2 separate regions of the Homo sapiens genome follow, and region 1 is linked to region 2. Evidence: chromatin contacts called from ENCODE Hi-C or POLR2A ChIA-PET data. All regions are on one chromosome and are shown on one strand. Each heading gives the region's core, a stretch centred on a gene start or an enhancer-like site at or near the end of the contact. The rest is flanking DNA. Distances are from core to core; before and after follow the strand shown.

Region 1 (6,508 bases), core at 52-2,551, 54 kb before region 2:
TACCAACATTTTTTTAAAAGGTATGCTGAACACAGTGTCAAATGATCAATCCACAGCGGGGTTCCCTCTGCCACCCATACTCTCCAGCGTACCCCAGCTGGCTGACCCCGGTGCTCTTGATGGATTTTATTTCCAGGTCACTGGGGCATAGGTAGGGGTGGACACCTGTGAACATCCTTCCTTCTGTCGATTTTCTCTGCCGTGTGCTGTGGAGCCAAGCGTAAAGGGCTTTGGGAATAACAATCGCTGTGGGGTTCTGACGTCTTTGGAGCTGGGACAGCCCATGGTAGACTTGCGGTCCACCCATATCCTGGGCAGTGGCTTTCTGAAGTTCACGTGAGCCTGACTCTGACCTCTCCCCAGACCCCATCATCTCCAAGGAGGACCGCCACGGGCTTGGGGGGCTGGCTCTGCACACAGTGTTTCCATGTGGTCATTTGAGGCCAGTAATGGACACAGATTGCTCTTGGCTGTGCCTCACTTCCCTGTGGGGTCCAGAGACCTGGGTTTGAGTTTCTGAGTCTGTTTCCTGGCTGTGGATCTTTTCCTTCCTCTTTAAAGGGATGACAGCGCACAGGATTGAAGACACCTAAGAGATGCTGAAGGAATATTAATTGATTTTTACTCATCTGTTGTTATGATTAATGGTGGCATTTCAGTGGGGAAAATACAGCTACAGATGAAACTGGGCTGTTGAGAAAGATACATTGTTTCAGTGTGGAGAATATAGTATTTTTTTTTTTTTTTTGCCTCCCCTCTGTATCACTTTTGGGTTTCTAACAATTGTGGATTCCAGCTTACTCCTTCCTTTTTTAAAAGATAGATTTTATGGTTTTTTTAAAAAATTTGAAATGCAGGTATTTTTTTCCCCCTAAACATTGACAATTATTTTCATTCTCCATCATTTACTATTTGCTTAGGCTATGTAGATAACAAATAAGACAAAGTTATGTGAAAGCATGATCCCCATAGTGTTTTTTAATAATGATGATACATGAGGTGCTGGGAAGGGTTATATAAATGAGGTCTGCTCATAGCAGTTCTCCAATGTGGCCATTAAAAAAAAATCACATTTTTCACATTTTGGAAGACAGCGTGGGGAAATGCTCGTGAGTTGCTTTGAGTACTGTCGTCATACTCTGAGTGGTTTCATTTCTATCCGTTTTATTTTGGTTCCTGAGCTTTTTAGGTTTGCTGTTAGAAATAGAAGCTGTCACCGTGTTGCAGTCTTGTGCAGCTTCCGAAGCCTGTGGCACTCAGTTCTAGGGTGATTCTTTCTCCAGCCTTTGATGCACTGAGTCAATTTGAGCAAATCCTTTAAAAAAAAAAAAAAGTTCCCACATCCCATGTCAAGACAACAGAGCTCTGCCAGGGCAGGTGGGGCTCCCTGTGCTCCAGGGTGCCTGGGTGCCTTCTTGCAGGCAGGCTTCCAGAACCCCAGGCCCTCCTCACCACACCACGCAGGGTTGGGACTGGATCTCCCTGGTACCTGCCACCCTTGCTTGGCTGTCAAATGTCAAGAATTCCGTGGCCTCAGTGGAGCGTGCCAGGTAAGCATTTTACGTAAAAGCAAAGAAAAGAGATGGAATGAAGTACACAGGGGAAATAGGAAGGGATGGAACGGGGGTTTTAGAAAGGGCCAGAAGCAAGATTCTGCTCTTAAAGTAGCTGACTGTCCTGGCATTCTGGGGTGAAGGTATCCATAGCATTGCTACTCAGAGTGTGATCCTAGGGAATCTGGGTGCAGATGGAGAAACTCGGATGCAAACACTGGATTCCTCAGCAGTCGGTTCCCGTTTGGCCTGGTGCAGGGCTGAGACTCTGAGGAGGAGGCATCTTGACCTGAGGGCCCTGGACTGTGCTCCTTGTCCAGCTGGGCGCAGAACCATCGTAGTCAAAGCCAGGAATGGAGATGCATTGCCTCAGGTCAGTTCCAAAGACCAGGAAGCGTCCCTGAGTATTTCAGTTGAGTAAGGACCTGGCATCTCCCTCTTCAGCCCCTTCCCTGCTCTCATATTTTTATTCATGCTTTTAGAACTGCTAAATGTCAGGTGGGTGCAGTGGCTCACACCTGTAATCCCAGCACTTTGGGAGGCCGAGGCGGGTGGATCATGAGGTCAGGAGATCGAGACCATCCTGGCTAACACGGTGAAACCCTGTCTCTACTAAAAATACAAAAAATTAGCTGGGCGTGGTGGCAGGTGCCTGTAGTCCCAGCTACTCAGGAGGCTGAGGCAGGAGAATGGCGCGAACGCGGGAGGCGGAGCTTGCAGTGAGCCGAGATCGCGCCACTGAACTCTAGCCTGTGACAGAGCAAGACTCCGTCTCAAAAAAAAAAAAAAAAAGAATTGCTAAATGTCACCTTGGCAGTGACACCTACCCTGCTTTCCCAGCAGACGCCTCTGCCCCCTACACACACACACACACACACATACACACACACACATGCACGCGCACACACGCACGCACACCAAGCTGAGCTGCCTGTTGGTGTGTCCTCCTGAGGCTGGGACTTGCTGGTCTCTGAGGAGCACGTGGTCTGGCCCTGATGTGCGCTGTGTCTACTGGGTGAGTGAATTAAGGACTGAGGTATTGTGCTACACAGGATGTGGCCAGGCCTCGAGGGTCTGTGCTTGCTAAAAATAACTCTAGATTATTCTTTTGCTCATTAAGTAATATGTACTTGTGGAAATCTTGGGAAGTCAAGATAGGCTCACAAATGAAAACCCAGAGATAATTATTGAAGCAATTTTTACATAAAATATGCTCCTTTTTCTATATGATGTGCATTCAGGTTAGGCTTTTCTGTGTCCCTAGTTTTGCCACTTGCATTTGGGGGAACAGTTGAGCATTTGCCTGTGCCATTTAAACACCTTGGAAATTGCTGTTAGAGTGGCTGCACCAGCTTCCCACCATCCCTATGTCCCAGCATCTAGAACCATTTCTCTGCTCCAGAGTCTCAAGTTCTAGGTTATTTCTGGTTTGCTGTTACTAACAGTCCTGCCCTGGGTGTCTCTGGACCTAAATCTTTGGGGACCTAAGTCACATCTCAGGCTGTTTCATTGGGTTATGGTCTAGAAGTGACTTCAGGATTTTGTTGCTAAAGAAGAAGGGGAGAATGGGGGACAGGTTGGGCTGCAGCTAGTCAGCTGTGTCCAGCACACTTGGGCCCTGGACTTAGAACTGGACAGGTTACTTGCCCCCTCTAAGCCTCAGTTTATTCTTCTGTAAAATGGAAATAATAATGGACCCAGTCTCATAGAGTTCCAGGAGTGAGGTCATGCAGATAAGGAACAGCACAGAACCTGTTTACCTAGTTTGTCCTCAGAAGGAGCTGTTTGTGATTATTTACTGGTGCCACCTCCACCACCATCATTGTCATCCTCAGTGGCCCAGGGAAGCGTGAGTCTGAATGAGGTGTGTTGTGTAGTTAAATGATGCGATGGGTAGATGAGCCAAAATGAAAGGATCTCTTCTGTTTGATTTATTTTCATGAGTAAAAAAGCCAGAAATGTCTGTAGCATAAGTTATGTCTGTTTGGTTTGGCTAAAGCAGGGCTGACCAGGGATGAGTCTCCTGCTGTGAGTGAGTGAGGTCCCAGCTTGTCCTCTGGGGTTAGAGCAGATTTTGCTCTGGCTGGGGTGCATTTGGGGGCATGGGCTGATTTATGTTTTCCTTCTTTCTGGATCTCCCCAGGTCTAGCCATGATGGGGTGAAGGCATCACCCCCAGGGAGTGCTGACCCCTGACCCTAGCCCCATGACCCCCTCCCGTGCTAGTTCATTATGGGCAGGGGAGGTCCCAGGGATTCCCCGCACACTCATCGTGACTTTTCCAAAAGCTGTGTAAATCCAGAGTTGTAACTTGGCTCTGTCTTTCTCCTTCCCCTTGATCCACCCTCAGCTCAAGAACTCCCCTGGGAAGCACAGTGGCTCCCGTCTTTGCCTCAAGTTCTCTGATGTTCTGCACAAATGGTAGGCAGAGACAGCCCTTTCAGGGACCTGATTGCCCTGGTGTCTAGTTCTCCTTTCACAGGCCTGTTTTCCAGCTCGACTGTCAATCTGAGTCTTTCTCTTTTTGAGCTTTATGCAATGGCCTTAGAGTATACCCTATAAGGAGATCCCGGCTTGCTGGTGCCCGGCCCTGCAGCTGTGTCCCAGAAACTTGGCGGTGGTGCATGGGGCTCACTCAGCACTTCTACAGAAGCCGCCTGGGGTGGCTCCCAGGGTTCCGGTGGGAATGGGGTACAGAGGCCTGAGAGGGGGCTTTGATCAGGTGTCCTGGGGGAACATTTAGAGCTCCTGGATTCTCTGCAGGAAGGCCACCAGCAGCCAGGCATGATGGCCTGTGTCTGTAATCCCAACACTTTGAGAGGCCAAGGCAGGAGAATTGCTTGAAGCCTGGAGTTCAAGACCAGCCTGGGCGACATAGTGAGACCCCATCTCTACGAAAATTTTAATTTTTATTTTTTGAGATGGAGTCTCGCTCTGTCGCCCAGGCTGGAGTGCAGTGGCGCGACCTCGGCTCACTGCAAGCTCTGCCTCCCACGTTCACGCCATTCTTCTGCCTCAGCCTCCCAAGTAGCTGGGACTACAGGTGCCCGCCACCACGCCCGGCTAATTTTTTGTATTTTTGGTAGAGACAGGGTTTCACCATGTTAGCCAGGATGGTCTCAATCTCCTGACCTCGTGATCCACCCACCTTGGCCTCCCAAAGTGCTGGGATTACAGGTGTGAGCCACCATGCCCGGCCAATTTTTTTTTTTTAAAGGTCACCAGCCCTGTTGTCTGGGCAGTAAGCACCTAGTAGGATTGCTTCAGAGTTCTAGAATGCGCATGTAAAAATTCCAAAGTGCGTTTGGCGTCTGGGCTGGGCTTCTATGAGCAGCCCAGGCAGCAGCAGTGAGAACTCCTGTGTGTGCCTCGTCTACTGAGTGCCAGGGTTAGTGCCCCACTTGCCAGGTGAGAGGACTGAGGCTCACACAGGTGGGCTTGTCACAGCCTAGCATGTGAGCTGTGGAGCTGGGATTGGATTCTAGAGGTGTGATGGCATAGCCAGTGCCTCTTCTGCTCCGAAGACTGCCTGCCTGGTGAGAGTCCAGTGACTCCTCCCTAGTTCCAGCTCCATCCCTCCAAGGCTGTGCAGTCCTGGGTAGTGGCACAACCTCTCTGAGGCCCATCTACCAGATGGTGATGAGATGGATGATTGAGACGAGGGGAGGGCAAGTGAGAAGGCCTTCTAAAACTCAGGCCCTCGTAGGAGAAGCGTGGGTAGCCTGAGGTCAGGGACAGGGCTTAGTGTGCTGTGTGGGGCTGTGGGGAGTGGGAAGCTCACTGGTTTTCTGGCTCCTGAGATGACTCGAGGGGTCTTGTGAAGCTCACACCCCTGTCTCACTGGGCAGGAGTTTGGCCTCCACTGTGGGTCTCTGCCATCTCAGGTGGGTGGGGGACCAGGGGTCCCTGGGCAGGAGGGTGTGGGTCCTGGCTTGGAGGCAGACCTTGGCTCACTCCCTTCCTTGCCCAGGCAGTATTTTTGCCGCAGGCCCTGCCAAGTAGAAATAAGTTATTTACAGTGTTTTGACAGGATCATCGGCAGCCGGGATGGGCAAGGATGCCTTTGGGACTGAGCTAATGGCCAAGGAGTGGGGCTTGGAGAAGGGTCTGGCGTGGGAGAGAGATGGGAGATGGGGGTGGGGTGGGGGCGCACATTTACTGAACTTGTTAAATCTTGACAAATGCCAGGCCTGGCCCTCCCTTAAGCCAGGGCTTTGGGGCCTGGTGAGGGCAGGACTTGATGAGTTTTCCTGTCGACCAAATATTCCGCCGGATCGCTCAGGACCCTCGGTTATTTTTGCTGTCTGAGCCCTCAGTGCCTTCCTTTGTCCATCAGGGACAAGGACCCCTGCCCACCCAGTATATCTTCTTGGGGAGAAGATGAAACGCCTTGGTGTATGGTAGGCCAGGCCCTGGCCTTGACTGTGAGCCTGGCAGCCCCTGCAGCCCCTCACACTGGGCCACCATTGACCTGCTTTACGACTTCAAATAGCACAGACCTGCCGTGGGACCAGGGCCTCCTGCTAGTGCCTGACCTCTGTCCTGCATGATGTTCTGACCCTCCAGAAGCAGGTTTGAAAGTGCCTTTCAGGAAGGTCTGGAGAGCCTCCTGTGTAGCTTGTGGGAACAAAATGTGTTACTCCCTAGCCGAAGGATAACCAGCACACTAAAATGTGAATAAAGTGTGACTTTATTCATGTCCTTTGAGCATAAAAATGGCACACACACTGATGCATTAAAAAAACTTTTTTTTTTAATTAAACTTTTTTTAGAGATGGGGTTTTGCTCTGTCACTCAGGCTGGAGTGTAGTGGTGCGATCATAGCTTGCTGCAGCTTTGAACTCCTGGGCTCAAGCAATCCTCCCACCTCAGCCTTCTTAGTAGCTGGGACCATGGTGTGCACCAACATCTTTGATGCAGTTTTTTTTTTGAGATGGAATCTCGCTCTGTCGCCCA
Region 2 (6,774 bases), core at 3,029-5,528:
CCCACTTGGGGGTGGGGATGAGAGCAGGGGTGGGGCTTGTGGCCTTCTCTGGCCTCTGCTAAGGCCAGATTGGGGGTCAGCCAGGTGCCGGGCTGGCGCCGCTGCCTCCGAGGCACTGGCCTTGCAGGTGGTGGTGGCCGCGTGCCGGGAGGGAGACATGTGGCGGGTCAGGAAGCGGGGGTCAGGCTGCCCTGGCTTTTGGCAGGTGCTCCTGTCTTGGGGTCAGGTGACGCTGACTGTTGGCCAGAGGCTCTGGCTCTCTTGGGGCCTGATCTTCCCAACCTCAGGCACTTGCAAAAATAAACACCTTCCCTGGCATAGCAGGAGAGCAGTATGGAACAGATTGCAGGCAGCCCTACGCGCCTTCGCTTCTCCCGATGAGCCCAGATTTCAGTGTGAAGTGCAAGTGGCTGGTCGCTCAAAGCGGCAATTTCTAGATTCCTGAGGACCACAGCTTTGCTAAGGCTTTTTATAGATTAGCAGAAGCAGTATCCACTTAGATCTAAGTTCTGATCTGGCTGTGCGATGTTAGTCATTTACATAACCCCTTGGAACCCTAGTTTTCCTAGGGCAGATGGGGTGTGTTGAGAAAAGCCTTTCTCTGTAAAGCCATTTCTCAGCATCACTTGCCTGGCCTGTTGACACTATTGCCCTGATTCCTCTTATGTGTCTTCTGCATCCTGGGTAGCATGGGGCTTGGGGAACAGAAGTTACAAACGTGGGGTGTGCCCTTGAGGAGTTAGCAGGAGAGAAGAGTTGTGGGGTCTTGGAGGGTTTGTCCTGCTTGTCCTGTCTGTATTTTCCATGTCAGCCCTCCTCCTGCCCCATCTCCAGAGTGCTACAGGGAGGCTCGAGGGTCCTCTGGTGATATGCCCCAGGGTGGACAAGAGGATGGGGGCAGTGGACTCAGGTGCTGAAGTTGTTGCTTTTGTCTGTGTTCCCTGCCTCACAGCTGAACCTTAGCCGGCCGATCGAGGAGCAGGGCCCCCTGGACGTCATCATCCACAAGCTGACTGACGTCATCCTTGAAGCCGACCAGAATGATAGCCAGTCCCTGGAGCTGGTGCACAGGTTCCAGGTGAGTGAGGACCATGCAGCCCTTGGCTGTGGCATTTTCAGGAGGAGGAGGGGAGGCCCTGGAATGGCCGTGTGTGTATTTAGGGCGGTAGCAGCTCTCTGGAGGTATAGTCTGGAGAAATGGCTCTGCCACTGGCAAGACATGGGCTCGTGGGCAGGTACTTCTGTGCGGCGTCAGTGTCCTCGGGTGTAGCGTGGGGACTGAACCAGGGCATGGTTGGGCCGTCTCCACCCCCTGGCTGTGTAGACACGGTTTACTGATGAGGCATCGCTGAGTTCCAGTGTGGCCTCCACGTCCTCAGCACAGGCATGTGCAACCCTTTCCCCTGGCTCAGGTAGGCACAAGGGATGGAACCCTTCTGCTGCACTTGGTAAAGGGGACCCCCGAGGGCCTTTGAACTGAGTCCTGCCTTGGTGGAGAACCCTGCCTCTGCCCATTACTTTGACCTGGGTACTCACCTTTGAGCATGGCCTGAGGTATCTTGCTGAGTCCCTTGGCTGCTTCCCTCTCCCCACACCACTTCCCCAGCGGCCTCCCAGGTCCTGATCGCACAGTGACCTGCCCACTGCCCTGGGGTTCTCATGCTGGCTACTGACTTGTCCTGTGTTCTCTCTGTTGTGGACAAGAACGTGATTCTGTCCTCTAGAAAGCGGCTCAGAGGTCATGAAAAACAAAGTTGTATTGTCAGTGAAAGTGCAGTCAAGATGGTAGCTGTTTTCAGGTGTGCCTAGTGGGATGGGGATGCCTGAGATGGGGTTTCTAGCGTGTGACAGGCGCAGATTTGGTGCCCTGCTTTTCTTCACCAGGACAAAGGGAATCTTACCCGCCTCCTAGTCACCCGGTGCTGCCGTCCTGCCGACACTGTTCTCTCCCCGTGTGTTCGGGGTCAGCCGCCTTGGCCCCCCTTGCTTCCTTGGGGCTCTCACCCCGTTCCTTGGCCAACTCCCTGCTGCACATTCCTGCTTCCCACCAGGAAGTGGCCCCGGACACAGAGGCAGCCTGCTCCTGGCATCCCCTGCTTGGGGGCAGGGCATGTCCCACGTTGTGCCCTCCAGGGCGTCTGCCCTGCCAGTGGCCCCAAGTCCATTCCACTTGCTGAACACTGTCTCCTTGATCGGACTGGAGACTGTGGGAAAAACATGGTCGGGCTCCTCTGTGACCTCGTGGAGCCTCAGTTTCCTTATTTGTAAAATGGGTGCTAGGAATAAGAAAAGCTCAGACCATGTTGGGAGGAGTGTGCTGGGGTTCGAGGGGAACAAGACAGAGGAGATGTGTGCCCTGGTGATGTGCTGCTTCCTGAGTCCCTGCCCTGTGCCAGGGCTGGGCTGATCAGCACTCACCCATGTGCTACATTTGATCCCCACAGCCCTCAGTGCAGACTCACCAGCCTTGTTGATAAGCAGGAAGTGGAGGCGTGGAAGCATGTGCAGCTTGTCCACAGGGACCCAGCAGAGCCGGGGGTCAGTCTTGACTTTCTCAGGTGAGCCGCTGCTCATCCTGAGGGCTTGCTCTTCTGTTCCTCTCTGCCTCCAACCTACACAACTGTCCTGGGGTGTGGTCCCAGCTGATCCCAAGTCATACAGCGACTTTCCTCTCCCCTGAGCCATTTGCTCCTGCCTCACCCCCGTCTCCTTCGGAAGGCCCCTGAGTGCCCAGTTCATGTGCCTGTGGTGCCCTTGGGGCTTATTCTCTGGAGGAGCACAGCCATGCCTGGGCTGCCACGCAGACCTTTGGGGCAGGGATGGTGCATCTCTTGCTGAGTCCATCTGGGGGACGATGGCCTTCCAGATGCCTGATTACCGTTACCTCAGAAAGCACTGCAGAGCAGTTACCGCTTACCAAGCCCTGCTCGAAAGCGCTTCATGGCGGTTGACCCACTTGCTCCCATGAGCTGTAAGGTTCAATGATTCCCGTCCTGTGGAGGAAGAAGCAGCTGCAGGACAACTAGAAAGTGGTCCAGGTGGGATTTGAGCCTGCGCTAGCTTGCTCTCCTCACCTGTCGTGTGGCCTCTCCAGAGATGGATGAGGCGGAGGACTTGGGAGTCAAACTGTCTTCAAGGCAGATCCTTGTTCCAAAACTTAGGAACCGCGTGCCTCCCCACAGCCTCAGTTCCTTCCTCCTTGGGTGGGCAGGTTGCTGGGAGGAGTAAATGCCTGTGGGTGTAAAGTGCCCATTGTAGCTGAGTGCCACTTCATCACACCCACACGGTTGCTCTTCCTAGAGACCACATCTCCCAGCTAGCCTGGGCCCGGAGTTCTGGAACATCTGCTCCCAAGCTCTTATCCCTCTTGCCCACTTCCCAGACACACACACAGCCCACAGCCCAGGCAAGTGATGTCCAAACAGTGAATGAGAGTGCCCGCTGTGTTCCTTTTCTGGGCAGAAAACAATATTAACAGGGAGCGTGTGTGGAGGGCAGCATGGGGCCTTGTGGCTTAAGGCTGTCAGGCAGCCACAGGTGCATTTCTCAGGCAGTGTCTTGTCTGGGTCTTGGGGGATGGTTGCCGTGACCTCACCATAACCTCCCAGCACTGATATTTCTGGGATAAATTTTCATCACCGTCTGTGCTTCAGTAAGAGGCCGGATATCTGATAAGGTGGGAAGTTTCCTCCTTTGTGAGGAGAACAATCCTTTGGAGAAAAGGGTGCGGGGCTGCACTTTCCAGAGGCCCCAGGAGAGAGGAGGCAGGCAGGGTTGGCACAGAGAATGACTGAGAGGCACTGGGATGGGGGCTGGGGAAGAGGCTTCCTTCTACCACCGGTCACTGGGCTGTCAGCATTGATCGTCCCCTTCCCTCTGCCATAAGATGCAAGTTCAGAGCCAGACCACATAGACCCAGGGAGGCGGACACTTGACCTCAGTCGTGCCCTTTGTTTTCAGATTTTTGTTTTAAATTTTATTCTCTAGACATTAACAAGGAGGCATGAGTGTGGTTTGAGGACTGGGAGGGATAGGGATGCTATAGGCAGAGGCAGGGGAAGCAGCACCCAGAGCTGGGGTCCTCCCATTTTGTTGTGAGCAGGGAAACCGAGGCAAGATGCTTTGCCCCAGCAGGGACTCAGCTTGAAGGGCCTTCTCCACAGTCCATACTCAGGTCCTGGGAGGGAGGAGGAAGTGGTTTGGGGCTGTGTGGGTGGAGAAAAATGAATTTCTGAGATGTTCCTCAGGGCCCCAGAGCACTGCACTGGGCTGCCTCTGTGAAAGTTCCGGTCCCCAGGGAGGGAAGAAATTCCCAGAGCCAGGAGGCCGTGCCTGCTTCTGGCTGCCCTGGTGGGCAGGTGGAGGCTGTGGGCCAGAGGCTTACTGCAGAACATTAAAGCTGCTTGTCACAGAACCTTCATCACTGCCCCAGAGTTTTGGATTTTTTTTGTTTTTGTTTGTTTGTTTTTTGTGTGTTTTTGATTGGCTTCTAAATGGCTTGGCTTGGAGACTCAATTGGGATGATTCAGTTGTTTTTCTGCTCCAAGGTTCATGTGGAGCCAGCAGCCTGTTGCCCCTGAGGCTCTGCCTGAGGTTTGGTTCTCAGTGTGCAGAACCAGGCAGGGGCCCCCAGGGCCTGCCCACGTGGGCAAGTGGGGCCGGCATGCCGAGAGGGTCCCTGCCTCAGGCTCGGGGACACTAGGGGCCTCCTGGCCTGGTGAGTGGCTTTCCCAGGGGGGCAACACGAGCCTTCTCCTCGCTGTGGCGCCCAGAGCCACCTGACAGGTGTGGGTGCAGGGTGGGAAGGGAGGGGCCCACCGTCCTCTTCTGCTGCCCCTTCTAGCCCTGGAATTGCCCCTGAAGGGGTGCTGTGATTGTGATCCATGGGCCATGTGGGGCTGCCTCGGGGGACCTTCCTGGGGTTCTCCCTGAATAAGCTTAGGACTAAGAAGGAAGTTTCAGTCTCAACTGCTGCCTTTGCCCTGTCTTTATCAGCTGGAAGGACGGTAATTGTCCCTCAGATGTCCCCTGAATTCCCGGTCTGCACACAGACTGCTAGGAGAGTGTCCTCTGCGGCAGCACTGCTGGGTGCCCTGCCCGCGAGCTCCTGGCCAGGAGGAGAGGCCAGCAGGCAGACCCAGAACTGACCTCACGGCCCCTAAAGTGATGAGTTAGGAAAAACACAGGTCTGATCACAGCACAGCTTGGCTTAAAACATCCCATGCTTTCTTATTGCTGTGACACTGAAGGCCATGATTGCCAGCTTGACCCATGGGGCCTCGGTGATCTGCCCCACCCGCTCCTTCCCTGGCCCCCTCAGCAGCTGCCCAGGCTCTGATGTGTGTCCACCTCAGCGCCTTTGCACAAGCTGTTCCGTCAGCTCAGTGCCCCTTCCCAAGAAATGTCCTCCCTCGTGAGCTGATTAATGACACATCTCTCGTCCCAGGCCCTGCCAACTTTGCACTTTTCCTTCATGCCCTTCGGAAGTTCGTAATTCTTTATCAGTGGCTATTGTCTGTCCCTTCACTGCGGCAGGGATTGTGTCTGCTCCCAGCAGCTGGTGTTCCCATTGCCGCCTGCAGTGCCTAAGTGTTTGGGTGGCGGCGCATGCCCAGTGCTGGTCATGCGCTGGGGCGGCCTTTCATGGGGTGCCCTGATGGCCTTGCGGAGGGAGGACGTGGCTCTGCTGGGCTGCTTGGAGCGGGGAGGGAGGAGGCCAGGAGCGTTAATGAGGCAGATGGCGCTGCCTGATGGGCATGTGCGGCGATGTCTCCAGGTGTCAGCGAGGTTGGAGAGGGAGCAGCAAGGCCGGAGCTTGAGGGCTTTTTCATGCCAGGCTGTGCAGCTTGGACTCTATCCTGCAGGGAGGGTGGGGCGGGGATGGCGGTGATATGATCAGATATAATTGGCAAGAGAGAGGCCCTGCTTGGAAGGGGAGATTGCCAGTGCAAGATGAACTCTGAGCAGCTGAGGACACTGTTTACTCTTTGGAGCCCAGGTGCGTCCAAGTTGAAGAAGGAGCTCATGGCCCCAGGCTCAGTGTTGTGCCCATCCTCAGCCCCAGGTGCCCCTGCATGTGGTCCTGAGCATCCCCTCCCTCCGCTGCCATGAAGGCTGGCCTCTGAGCAGCTTGAGCCTTGCCCAGCCTACACAGGACAAAGTTGCACTCACCTCCTGGCTCCTCTCAGTGTGTAATCATCTAAAGTGGATCTGGGAAGGAAGCTCCTGCCCCGAAGGATGCCGGAAGAGAATGCACACTTGGCCACACTGGTTCTTCTCATGTTGTCCCTGGAAGGAAACCATGTGTAGCCTTCAGTAGTGCCTCCCCGACCCCACCATCCTCCTGAGGGGACAGGAAGTGAGTAGGGCTGGGAGCTGGTGGGAGGGGGTGATGTTTGGGGCCCTCCCTGCTAGTCCGCCAAGCGAGGCCAGGCTTCGCCACAGGGATAGACAGCTCCCCTCACCCAGCACAGGCTTAGCTGGGCTTGCACCACGTGGTCACGGAGGGTTAACTACAGCTTTGCAGCCTGAAATGACAGCCGTCATGGCAGAGGGATGAGAAGGCAGTGAGGCTTATGCTGGCTCTCAGTGTCTGCCCTGTGGTGACACGGACTCATCCATCTCACTGGACCTCCCTACAGGCAAGGGAACCCAATACTGCATAGTTCCTTTTTCTTCTTAAAAACAATTAAAATACCTTGTAGGGTTATTGTTAGCATTAAACTAATTAAAATTTGCGATTCCCCTAGTGCCTGGCATGGTGTGAATGGTGCA

Evidence for each region. Hi-C counts contacts between places; a loop is a spot of excess contacts on that map. ChIA-PET counts read pairs that join two places held with the same protein, here RNA polymerase II (POLR2A). Pooled maps may share reads with other maps.
Region 1: a loop to region 2 is called in a pooled map, with 2.2 times the contacts of the local background. The contact joins the promoter of ITPK1-AS1 here to the enhancer-like site in region 2. A Hi-C loop is called at or near these places in 2 of 168 maps with a recorded cell type or tissue (chondrocyte and gastrocnemius medialis) and 5 of 50 pooled maps. POLR2A ChIA-PET finds 5 or more read pairs at or near these places in 2 of 52 experiments (A673 and Panc1).

Annotation. Positions count from the first base shown.
Region 1 is chr14:93,062,245-93,068,752 of GRCh38, reverse strand. ITPK1-AS1 (ITPK1 antisense RNA 1) reads right to left here and starts at 1,301. Exons shown (of 1, transcript NR_002808.2): 1 at 1-1,301. The region is part of intron 3 of ITPK1 (inositol-tetrakisphosphate 1-kinase); the gene reads left to right.
Region 2 is chr14:93,010,980-93,017,753 of GRCh38, reverse strand. It overlaps ITPK1 (inositol-tetrakisphosphate 1-kinase), which reads left to right. Exons shown (of 11, transcript NM_014216.6): 4 at 953-1,078. Among named protein-coding and RNA genes, the nearest start is that of ITPK1-AS1, 53 kb to the left of the region's middle. RefSeq lists enhancers at 1,213-1,713, 2,173-2,672, 2,673-3,174, 5,935-6,434, 6,435-6,774. Within about 2 kb of position 4,278, at least 9 of the 41 ENCODE cell types and tissues checked have a DNase peak (open chromatin) inside an H3K27ac peak, as active enhancers do.